Regions from separate parts of the Homo sapiens genome. Here regions 1 and 2 are each linked to region 3. Evidence: chromatin contacts called from ENCODE Hi-C data. All regions are on one chromosome and are shown on one strand. Each heading gives the region's core, a stretch centred on a gene start or an enhancer-like site at or near the end of the contact. The rest is flanking DNA. Distances are from core to core; before and after follow the strand shown. Region 1 holds the start of PDCD1LG2 (programmed cell death 1 ligand 2). Region 2 holds the start of CD274 (CD274 molecule). Region 3 holds the start of UHRF2 (ubiquitin like with PHD and ring finger domains 2).

The links. Hi-C counts contacts between places; a loop is a spot of excess contacts on that map. Pooled maps may share reads with other maps.
Region 1: a loop to region 3 is called in a pooled map, with 4 times the contacts of the local background. The contact joins the promoter of PDCD1LG2 here to the promoter of UHRF2 in region 3. A Hi-C loop is called at or near these places in 2 of 37 single-sample maps with no recorded cell type and 4 of 50 pooled maps.
Region 2: a map with no recorded cell type shows a loop between it and region 3 (23-fold over the local background). The contact joins the promoter of CD274 here to the promoter of UHRF2 in region 3. A Hi-C loop is called at or near these places in 5 of 37 single-sample maps with no recorded cell type and 11 of 50 pooled maps.

What each region holds. Positions count from the first base shown.
Region 1 is chr9:5,507,907-5,511,894 of GRCh38, reverse strand. It overlaps PDCD1LG2 (programmed cell death 1 ligand 2), which reads right to left and starts at 1,364. Exons shown (of 7, transcript NM_025239.4): 1 at 1,092-1,364. The region is part of intron 2 of INCR1 (interferon stimulated noncoding RNA 1); the gene reads left to right. RefSeq lists enhancers at 1,266-1,315, 1,476-1,535, 1,596-1,675, 1,617-2,816.
Region 2 is chr9:5,449,292-5,452,852 of GRCh38, reverse strand. It overlaps CD274 (CD274 molecule), which reads right to left and starts at 2,311. Exons shown (of 7, transcript NM_014143.4): 1 at 2,257-2,311. RefSeq lists enhancers at 2,035-2,194, 2,485-2,534.
Region 3 is chr9:6,410,959-6,414,696 of GRCh38, reverse strand. It overlaps UHRF2 (ubiquitin like with PHD and ring finger domains 2), which reads right to left and starts at 1,498. Exons shown (of 16, transcript NM_152896.3): 1 at 1,054-1,498. The coding sequence starts at 1,206. RefSeq lists silencers at 681-1,110, 1,181-1,360, 1,641-1,780.

The DNA of each region.
Region 1 (3,988 bases), core at 115-2,614, 900 kb after region 3:
AGAACCTTAAAGGTGTGCTTCTTGCCTGTGAGGAGCTCCAGTTCAATGGAAAAGCTCACCAACAGGAGAAATCTGGGGAGAAGACACCCTGAAGCAGCAGACAACAAAGAGCCTGATGATGGGGAGACCTCAAATAATGAAGGCAAATAGATCAGGTTCCAGTGGCAAGAGCAGCAGGACCAGGATTGTTCATCCACTCACAGAATCTTAGGCTTGGAAAGGAGCTTGGAGGACATCCAGGCCAACTCCGTATTTGACCCTGATACAACTGTCTCATTACTGCTCACACTGAATATTTTTACTCTGCATTTTGTCAATTTAGGTCTCTCATTCCCTGCCCCTCAGAGCCATAGTATTTTTGGGTTAAAAGTCCTGATTAGTTGGTAATCTCACTCAGGCTTAGCCTCTCCACCTCCATCCCCTCCACATGAACCCATTGCCTTTGCTCTTCTACTCAGTGCATCCAGGCGGTGAGCAATCAATAGCAATTATTTCAGTTCTGTTTAATTTTTCTACCTTTTCGCTGATCATTTTATATGGAAAGAATAAGCCTTTCCATAGTCCCCAAATCATGCTTTTGTTCAATAATGATTACCTCTATAAGTTATTAAGATAATAGTTTTGGGTTTTTTGTTTTTGTTCCCCCTCCACCAACAGCTGCCTCTTAGGCATAGCTTGTAAACAAAGGCCAGCCTGGAGGGATCACCGTCTGCTAAATGGATAATCACAAACAGATGTCAGTCATAGGAAAACAGATTTTTAAGTTCTTCACCATTAAGCCTCCGAAAACTCTAAGCTGAGAGACAATCTTAAGAATAGTTATATTATTTTACAGTGCACATATTTGGTGCAGAAAATATCTCACCTTATAAAACTGAGCAACAAGAACAATATGCATAGGAACAAGTGAGAGAAATCTGGGGCAGGAGGACATTAGCTTATTTGTGCCCCTCAGCACAATTTCTGAGGCAGAATGTCTCTTGCCTCAAATGGTGTGGAGAGAAGGTAGGCCACCCTTCCCCCACCCTGGCAGCCTCATCATGGTCCACAACATAATAGTATGAGAGTATCTCAACCCACTCGTTACTCACATGAGGACTTGCCACAGCTCCACAAGTAAAGATGCAAAAGTAAACAACAAAAAACAGTTGCTGTTTGTGTTAGATTTCCTTATAGTAGCCACCAAAATGAACAGCCAAAAGGAAAAACAAAACAATCAACATGCAGTAGCTCCAACCCAGGATTCTTTCTAGCTGGGACATATGAGGATGGGTAACAAAAAAGCACTCAAAATTTGGCGTTAAGATATATTCAAGAGAAGAAAAGTTGTTCATTCAGCTTAAGGTTTGCCGTAACATGAGAGTGAGTCAAACCAGAACTAGTTCTGAGGAACTGACGAAAGCCTGGCTTATTTGGAAAGTTTTGGTTTTGCTTTTAGCAGTTTGTCTGTGAATGGGATTGCATTCCTGATTTGGCTCTTGGCTTAGCTATGGTTGGTGTTTAGGAATACTAGTGATTTTTGTATGTTCATGTGGGATCCTGAAACTTTCTGAAGTTTATCAGCTTAAGGAGCTTTTGGGCTGAGACTGTGGGATTTTCTAGATATAAAATTATGTCATCTGCAAACATGGGTAGTTTGACTTCCTCTCTTCCTTCTTGGATGCCTTTTCTTTCTTTCTCTTGCCTGATTGCTCTGGCCAGGACTTCCAATAGTATGGTGAATAGGAGTGGTGAGAGAAGGCAGCCTTGTCTTGTGCCGGTTTTCAAGGGGCATCCTTCCAGCTTTTGCCTATTCAGTGTGATGTTGGCTGTGGGTTCATCATAGATGGCTCTTATTATTTTGAGGTATGTTCCTTCAATACCTGGTTTGTTGAGAGTCTTTTTTTTAACATACCTTGAGAGTTTTTAATACCCTTTTATTCCCTCTCTTTCCCCTATTCTTATATGTGCTCCAGCTTCCCCATTGTCCCTGGAGCACATTTAGGAATAGGGGAAAGGGATGGAATGAAGAATACCAGCATGTCTTAGTGCTGTGCCAGGAAATTGACTCATTTCCTAGGGCTTCTGTAACACATGACCTCAAGTCCTTGGCATTCCCTGACTTATAGTTGTATCACTCCAATCTCTGCCTCCATCTTCAAATGACATTCTTTTCTGTGTGTATCTCTACATTCCTCTCCTCTTATGAGGATACCATCCGTTTGATTAGTGCCCACCCTAATGCAGTATGACCTCATTTAGACTACATCTGCGTAGACCCTACTTCCAAATATAGTCACATTCTGAGGTCCTCAGTAGACATGAATTTGGGGGGAACATTATTCAACTAACCTCACTTCATTTCATAGTGCCTCATTTCATTCTCAGTGCAATGTGTGGTTTAGAGTTAGACCCATTTTACACATGAGAAAACAGGACCAAGATCAAACAATGTTTCCTTAGTTGCATGGCTGAATTTGAACTCGGACCTCAGTGGCCCCACTATACCTTCAGGCTTGTGATTGGTGAGATTAAAACCACATGGCAAGAAAAGGCAAACTTGAATATAGGCCTGAATGATCAATCCTTCTCCTGCTGCCTCCCGCCCTTTTCCTTGTGCTTATAGGGGTAGGACCAGCAGAGATGTGGGGCTGAACACTCAGACAGAGGATGTTTTTAAGAAAACATCTCTCCTTGCCTGTCCTCTAAGCCTTCCCTGCCTCCTTGTTTCTTCTACAAAAGCAAGGATCTCCTTTCCTCCTCCTTGTCCTGCATCCTCTTTTCGTCCCATCGCTTGAACAAGAAGTACTTTAAGAAGTACTACGAAGCTGTGTAGTACCTACAGATGGGAGTGGCTGCCTAGACGGCAAGAGTTGGGACTGTGTCTGTGGGACCCGTGCTTCCTCTGGGGATCTGCTTCTACACCCACGGCTCCAGGCATGTGGTTTCCTTAGGAGTTGCCATTCTCTTACCTGACCCTCTGTTCCTGGCCACAGTGACTGGCTGAGGAATGGACATATGTCCCCTGTGTGGCTTTGAGTTTTAGTATCTATGGAAAACACACCTCACCTACCAGAGTTCCTGTCCTTCTTTAGGAGTGAGGTGCACTCACCACAGTTTCCTTTCCTCTCTCTTGGGTAGCCTTTCTCCAGGCTTGGCCTGCCTCTCCTCTTCACACTTTCCTTTGGGCAGTTCAGCTCTGCTTTGCCACAGTTTAGGGCATCCTGAAGCAAAGGAAGGCCCAGGTATATTCACAGCAAGGCCAAATGAAACTCAAGCTAGTGTCTCAGCACATTAGCCTGCCTCATAAATCTATATGTCTAGAGAAAATAATGGAGGGTTACAAACCAAAGTGTTAATAAAGGCATTTCTGGGTGGAGGTAACTTTTTTTAGTTTTTTGTTAAACTTTTGTTTTACATAGGTAACTTTTTTAGTTTTTTGTTAAACTTTTATTTTACATAGGTAAACTCGTGTCATGGAGGTTTGTCATACAGATTATTTTGTCCCCTAGATACTAAGCCTAGAACCCAGTCATTTTTTTTTTTTTTTTTTTTTTTTTTTTTTTTTTTTTTGCTCATCTCCCTCCTCCCTGGGGCCTCCACCCTCAGCTAGGCTCCAGTTTGTGTTGTTCCCCTCTTTGTGTCCATGTGTTCTTATCACTTAGCTCCCACTTATATGTGAACACATGTGGTATTTGGTTTTCTGTTCCTGCATTAATTTGCTAAGCATAATGACTTCCAGCTCCATCCATGTTCCCGCAAAGGACATGCTCTTTTTTACGGCTCTATAGTATTCCTTGGTGTATATGTACCACATTTTCTTTATCCAGTCTGTCGTTGATGGGCATTTAGGTTGATTCCATGTCTTTGCTATTGTGAATAGTGCTATGATGAACATGTGTGTGCATGTGTCTTTGTGATAGAATGATTTACATTTCTTTGGGTATATACCCAGTAATGGGATTGCTGGATTGAATGGTAGTTCTGTTTTTAGCTCTTTGAGGAATTG
Region 2 (3,561 bases), core at 1,062-3,561, 960 kb after region 3:
CATTAAATCTAGTCATGGATTACAACTAATTTTGCCAATGTTTATGGCCTACTCTGGTGGAGTTCTTGTCCTTTAATGAATTTGGTTGAAATTTTTAGGAGTAATAAAGGCTTCCTGGAGGGTGATGGATTAGATCCAATATTTACTTAATTTCTTATCAAACCCTCTCTTCCACAGCTCCATTTCCTTGGGGTGCAGCTGTCATTAGTGAGGGACGAAAAGGCAGAATACAAAGATCATGTAAATACACACATGTTCTTTAACCTCTAAACCTCATATCAGGGCAGTTGGTCTAAGAGAAGAAGACTGACATCTTCTTCAGGTAAGAATTATGACCATATGTGAATTCCCATATCCGAATGGAGACATTTAAAGAGCAATGAAATGTAAACTGGGGAAGAAGTGATGGCTCATTCAGGTTGGGGAAGTGGGTTTGTCCCTGGGGGAAGCCCAGTATAACACTATGGAACTAATACTACTTCTCTATCTTCCAAGGGTAGGATGGGTAGGAGGATGAGATAGAGAAAAAGTTAAGCAGCCAGGAGCAGTGGCTCATGCCTGTAATCCCAGCACTTTGGGAGGCCGAGGCAGGCGGATCACCTGAGGTCAGGAGTTCGAGATCAGCCTGGCCAATATGGTGAAACCCCATTTCTACTAAAAATACAAAAATTAGCTGGGCGTGGTGGCAGGTGCCTGTAGTCCCAGCTACTCGGGAGGCTGAGGCAGGAGAATCACTTGAACCCGGGAGGCAGTGAGCTGAGATTGCACCACTGCACTCCAGCATGGGCAACAGAGTGAGACTCTGTCTCAAAAAAAAAAAAAAAAAGACAAAAAAAACCGGTTAAACTTCCTTTCTCAAAAGTAGGAGCAAGAGGCCTGCATGGTGGCTCCCGCCAGTAATCCCAGGACTTCTGGAGCCTGAGGAGGGAGGATCGCCTGAGGCTAGGAGTTCGAGAACAGCCTGGGCAACATAACAAGAGCCCCATCTCTACAAAAACAAAAAAAAAATTCTTAAGTAGGATCAAAGATTAAGACAGTTGATTTATTAAACCTCTACTAAGTGACCAAACTTTATTAAACTCCATGAAACCCCATGCCCAACCTCCTTCTCAGTCACACTGAGACACTCTTGTACATTTTCCACATGGGGTTTCAATTCCCCACAGTATTTCTGTGACTTCCTTGAAGACCACACTCTAACTGCTGTCATGTGGCCTCTGCCTACCTACTTTTACTGAGAAAGGCTAAGTTTTTCTTCAGAGTATCATAGTTCTCCTTAAATACTGTTGACGACTGTCATTGTCAACTGATACATCCTTTCTGGAAAGCATTTTCAGTTTTCTTCAAAAGGCCTTTAAAATATTCAGGCTCTTTGACTAAGTAGTTACACTTCTAAGTTTACTTGAAGGAAACAATCAGCAATATTCCAGAGATATATATGCAATGAGTTCAGTGAATGGCTAAGACAGAACCACTGTAAATAACCTTTATACCCAACAGTGAGGAATTAATTTCATTTAGTTACCCAATCTAATCGAATGCAGCAATGAAAACATTTTTTAGAAGGTTATTTAATTCATAGAAAAGCATCCACAGTAAATTTTTTTCAAGTATTAAAAAAAGAGGTAGAACAATGGTACTTTTACTCCTTGTGTTATAAGACAAACCCAGACTGAACTTTGACATAGGCCAAGGTCAATGTGTCTAAGAAATGTTTTATTATACTATTTTTATTCTTAGGCTCCTCCATTCCTCTTTTAGGACTCCTTTGGGTTCTCAGAATGGACAGAGCAAATAAATTCCGTTCAGGGATCCTGGACCTGCTTAGCGCAGGAAGAGACTTACTTAGATGCTGCAGCTGGGATAACTTACACAAGTCATGTTACTAGCAAGCAGCTGGCGGTGGACTTGGACCCGTGTCCAGACCTCCAGCCTAGCATCAGAGCTATATTCTGAACACACAGTCGCATAAGAATGACTACCTATCCTATACTACCTATCTTATTTATTTTTAGAGGTATAAATTATTTTTAGAGCAAAACTGAATCGCGCCTGGAGGAAGGCCAGATGCATTGCCTGTTCTTATTAACCCCAACAGGTAATTGGCTCTACTGCCCCCTAGACCATCGCGTTCCCTTTCCCTTCTCCTCTCTCCATCCCAAAGAAAGGGTGTAGAGACCCTCCGTCCTAAAGTGCCCAGCGAGCTAGCCAGAGATACTGGGCCGTGGGCACCCGCGGAGGAACAACGCTCCCTACCTGCAGGCGGACAGAAGCGCGGCTGGTGCGGAGCCTCGGGAAGCTGCGCAGAACTGGGGCCGCGCGGGACGCGCCAGCTGCTCAGCGTTGCGCCAGGCCCGGAGGCGGGGTCCCGCCCACCTCTGCCCAAGGCAGCAAATCCAGTTTGCCGGGCGTTGGACTTTCCTGACCTTCGGTGAAATCGGCGGAAGCTTTCAGTTTAGGTATCTAGTGTTGGTGTCCTAGGAATAAAGCTGTGTATAGAAATGAAACAGAAAGTGAAACATGTCAGTCCAGTTTTCTTGTAAATGAGATTTTCACCGGGAAGAGTTTCGAAGATTAAAGCAAATCCACATTTAGTATGTTATTAATAAAAAAAGAAATTTACAACAAGCCAACATCTGAACGCACCTTGATTTTACCTTCAGAGGGGTAAGAGCTTAAGGTTACCCCTTAACCTTTATCAGAAAGGCGTCCCCCTTTCTGATAAAAGCCTCTTCAAGGTGACTGAACATCTTGACATAACTTGATATAACTCTACAACATATAAAAAGTCAGCAGCAGACCCATATGGCTTTGGTTTTTATTCTAGAAAGTAGGTGTGTGTGTGTGTGTATGGGTGTATAATAGGAAATATATTTTTAAATCGTGGATTCTGTGACTTCCTCAAAGTTCCTCGACATAATGAAACTTCATTTGCTTTGTCATTAAAAGAACTTCCCATCCCGAGCTACATCTTTTAAGAATGCTCAGGGTCCCTGATATTCTGCCACCCTAAGGATTAAGGCTGCGGAAGCCTATTCTAGGTGAGGGTTAAGAAAGCCCTTTTGAAAGCTTTGGGTTAGTGAATGGGCCCAAGATGACAGACGATGGTGTCATAATTTACTTAAGTATTATCCCGCGCTGAACTTCTAGGTGCTCTCTTTTCTCGAACTCCTTGACCTCAAGTGATCCGCCAAAGTGCTGATATTACAGGCTTGAGCCACCGTGCCTGTGTGCTCCCTTTTCTTTTTTTTCTCTTTTTCTAAATTGAGAAATTGGACTCTTCGTTGTTTGCCTTTCCTTCTTATTCATTTCAACTGCAGTTCAAAATACTGCATAATGAATGAATATTGAGATAGCCCTTGCATTGGTTATGACATTTGCTTCCAAAATAAGAATTTTCACATTCTGATTGTATCACAGATTTTTATTTTTATCTGGGAAATTATTGAGGCTGACACTGCCTTGATTTGGCAGGAGCATGGAGTTCTCTTTGGCCCCAATAAAATTGCAATAGGGTTTGGGCCCAGCTCAGATGTTCCTTCTTTCAAATCACTTTTGAGG
Region 3 (3,738 bases), core at 249-2,748:
GCTACTTCTACCAAATCAAAGAGCTACACTTATTTAAAACCACAGGATTGGAGCCAAACTGTGGTCTATCAACTCAGGATGCCAACTTTTTAGTGTATTAACAACAACATGAAGACAAAGAAAAATACGATGGGTCTGAGTGGCTAGGGATATAGATTGTAAGAGACTTGTGGAATAGGAAAAAAACTTAGACTGGCCAGACCATAAAAATACCAGAGATGCCCACAGACAGCCTTCAAGTATGCACCGCTGGCTATGCTGCAGTGCTATGCTTAAAGCGTGAACGACATGAGTATTAGAAGGCGAGAAGTAAGAAAAGCAAACAGTCTTACACTCCTTTTCACTTCGGGAATAAAACTCTTGGCTTATATAGGGCATTCGTAAACCCGGCCCCCGGTTAAACCGACAGTTTCTTCATGCCCAGGTCTCTAACCTCCCTCGAGACATTCCAAACCTAGGAAAGGCGGCGAGGGAGAGGGACCAGAAGTTCTGGAAACCCTTCGAATCTTCAGTTTGCGCGAATCCTACCACAGTCAGGAAGCAGAGTTAGGGTTCTTATTCTTGAGAGCTCAATGCCCGAGTTTCCCCTGTTTGAGAGCCGAAGACGCGGAAGAGCCGCGGAAGCCAGGCGAACGCTCAGCCGGGTTAGCCAGCTCTCCGGGTCTCCCGCGCGGTGGCATGGCCGCCAGAGCCCTCTGCCCTCCCCGCCCTCTGGGGGCCCCAGGCCCCGCCGAGCGCGGGAAGCGAGGGACCTGGGCACCCAGTGCCTACGGCCGCTGTCCTACCAAATACAAACGGCGAGATATTTGCGCTCCGGACGCCCTCACTTCTGACCCCGCGCGGCGCACCTCCAGTTGGGGCTGGCAGGGACCCACTCCCCACCATTCGGCGGGACTGGGCCCCGCACCCCGCGCCTCGCGGGGGCTGCCCACCCGCAGCGGAGCCAGGTGAGCCCTGCGCGCGCGGCGCACAGAGCCCTCGGACCGGTGCGTCCAGAGGAGCCCAGCTGTTCCGGCCCCCAGCCTCGCTAGGGGCGCGGCGGGCGCGCCTCACCTGCTTGCCCCGGTAGAAGAGGCGCTGGCATTCGGGCCGCACGTCGAACAGCGCCCACACCCGCTCGCGCAGCTCCTCAATCGTGGCTTTGCGAGACACGTCCTCAATGGTGCACGTCTTGGAGCCATCAATGGTGCGAACCTGTATCCACATCTTGGCGCCTAGAGAGGAACCGGTCCCCTTTGTCTCCCCCTGAGCTCTGGGCGCCGCGCCCCGCCCGGCCCGCGCCGCTTTCCCTGCGGCTCGGGCCCTCAGCGGCAGGCGGGCGAGCGCGCCCACCGGACCGACCGGACGCCGGGCCCGACAGGCGGCGACGACTCTCAGCGCGCGCGCCCGACTAGCCGACTTGAGGAGAGACGACCGGAACCACTCTGAGGCGCTGCCGCAGACACCGCCTCAAAGATAGGAAGAGGCCATGTCTGCGCCGCGCAGAGTGTTTACTTATAGAGCTGGAGCTCCCACATGGAGGTCACGGCGCCAAGCCGGATCTCGCGAGATCCACGCCGGGCTCCGCCTTAAAGAGGAAGCGGCCCGGGAGAGGGTTACAGACCCGAGGGAACGAAAATGGGCAGGCGCGGAGAGGGCGGGTCGGAGGGGCGGGGCTACCAAAAGCCGTTACTTGCCCCACCGCCTGCACCTGGCCACTGGGCACGCCCTCTAGCCTTTGGGTTTCGGAAGATTGCGCGGCTACCACATCGGTTGCCGTTTTGAGGCCTCGTTTCAGAGCTGAGGGGGCGGGTGCCTCCTCAGGCTTAGCGGATATGGTTCTTTGGTCTCAAAAACACACCAAAAATAAGAAACCCTGGCGTGCACTTGTATAATCCTGGAAAGGGGGCGCGGGTGGGTGCGGCCTAAACTTCCGAGAAAGAACTGAAGGAAATGTGTGCGCTCCACCGCGCTCAACAGGAAAGCTCCCGCCACGCGGCCTGGCGGGTCGGGTCGCCCGGGAAAGGCCCCGGGGGCCCTCCTGCTTCGCGAACACGTTTCCCGCCTGGCCGCAATGCTACTTTCGCGCGGAAACCCACTTCCGAGGGTTTCCCGTCGCCTGGCGGAGGCGGCAGCTCCAGGCCTATCCTCAGGCCGCGGGTCCCGCTGGGATCGCCCTCTCTGGCTTGCAGCGCTCCCAGCCGGCCCTCCGGCCTTGGAGAAGTCGGGGCAGCTGCCCGAAAGGCCGCTCTCTAACTCCGGACATTTCCGTTCGTAGACTTTCCGCGTTAGGGGTGCCTTTGGCCTAAGGGATTGCGGGTTTGCGGGAAACAGTTTTAAATAATGCAGAGCTACGCGCCTCCGAAGAAAGAACTCCAAAGACCCTACTAGGATTAAACCCTCAGAAGTGGGCCCAACGCAGCACTACCTAACAGGGCTTCCCCCACCCCCCACCCCGCCTTCTTAATCCTTCCCTGCTACAGCTGGGGAGTCGGGGTGGGGGTGAGTGGGTTTATTTTATTTTATTTATTATGTATGTATGTATGTATGTATGTATGTATTTAGAGACGGAATCTCTCTCTGTCGCCCAGGCTGGAGTGCAGTGGCGCGATCTCGGCTCACTGCAAGCTCCGCCTCCCGGGTTCACGCCATTCTCCTGCCTCAGCCTCCCTGGGGTAGCTGGGACTACAGGCGCCCGCCACCGCGCCCGGCTAATAGTCTCGATCTCCTGACCTCGTGATCCACCCGCCTCGGCCTTCCAAAGTGCTGGGATTACAGGCGTGAGCCACCGCGCCCGGCCAAGTGGGTTTATTTTAAATGAAAATATGTCTTCTCAAGAAGGGAGAGAGGATATAAACGTAAACAAAACAAGACAACTTGGACTTCACATTTGCCAAAATCGGTAACTTAAATATTCACATAGGTGCTAATTATTCCCATAAAGGTACAGTACCATTTTTTTGTAATAAACTAATAAACAGCTAAAATAATTACAAGCACAGACAAATCCAGTAGTATATCATGAAAAAGAAGAGAAAGGCCGGGCGCAGTGGCTCAGGCCTGTAATCTCAGCGCTTTGGGAGGCCGAGGTGGGCGGATCACTTGAGGTCAGGAGTTCCAGACCAGCCTGGCCAACATGGTGAAACCCCATCTCTACTAAAAATATTAAAAAACTAGCTGAGCATGGTGGCAGTTGCCTGTAGTCCCAGCTACTCGGGAGGCTGAGGCAGGAGAATTGCTTGAACCCGGGAGGCGGAGGCTGCAGTGAGCTGAGATCACGCCACTGCACTACAGCCTGGGCGATAGAGTGAGACTCCATCTCAAAAAAAAAGAGAAAAAAAAGATGGCCCAACACAGAAGAGACAGAAAAAATTAACTGCACATACATATTTTGGGTTTCTGCCCCTGTGAAAATTTCAGTCACCTAGAACCTCTAAATATAATTCACTTGTCTACCCCTATTTTAATTAAAGCAAATATTGAGTATTTATTACATATGTAAATGAGATGATATTTAGGTTGGTGCAAAAGTCATTGGGGTTTTGCCATTTCTTTCGGTGGCAAAAACCACAATTACATTTGCACCAACCAAATCTACCTAAAGCACACTTACTACCTACCTCAATAAGGCGAAACTATTTATTATAAGGTTATGCTATTTACTATTATAACGTTATACTATGGCTTTGTGGAGTTACGTTAGGATTTTTTTTTTAGTTACCTCTCACAAAACAAATTACAATCTAGTTGAGATAAGAT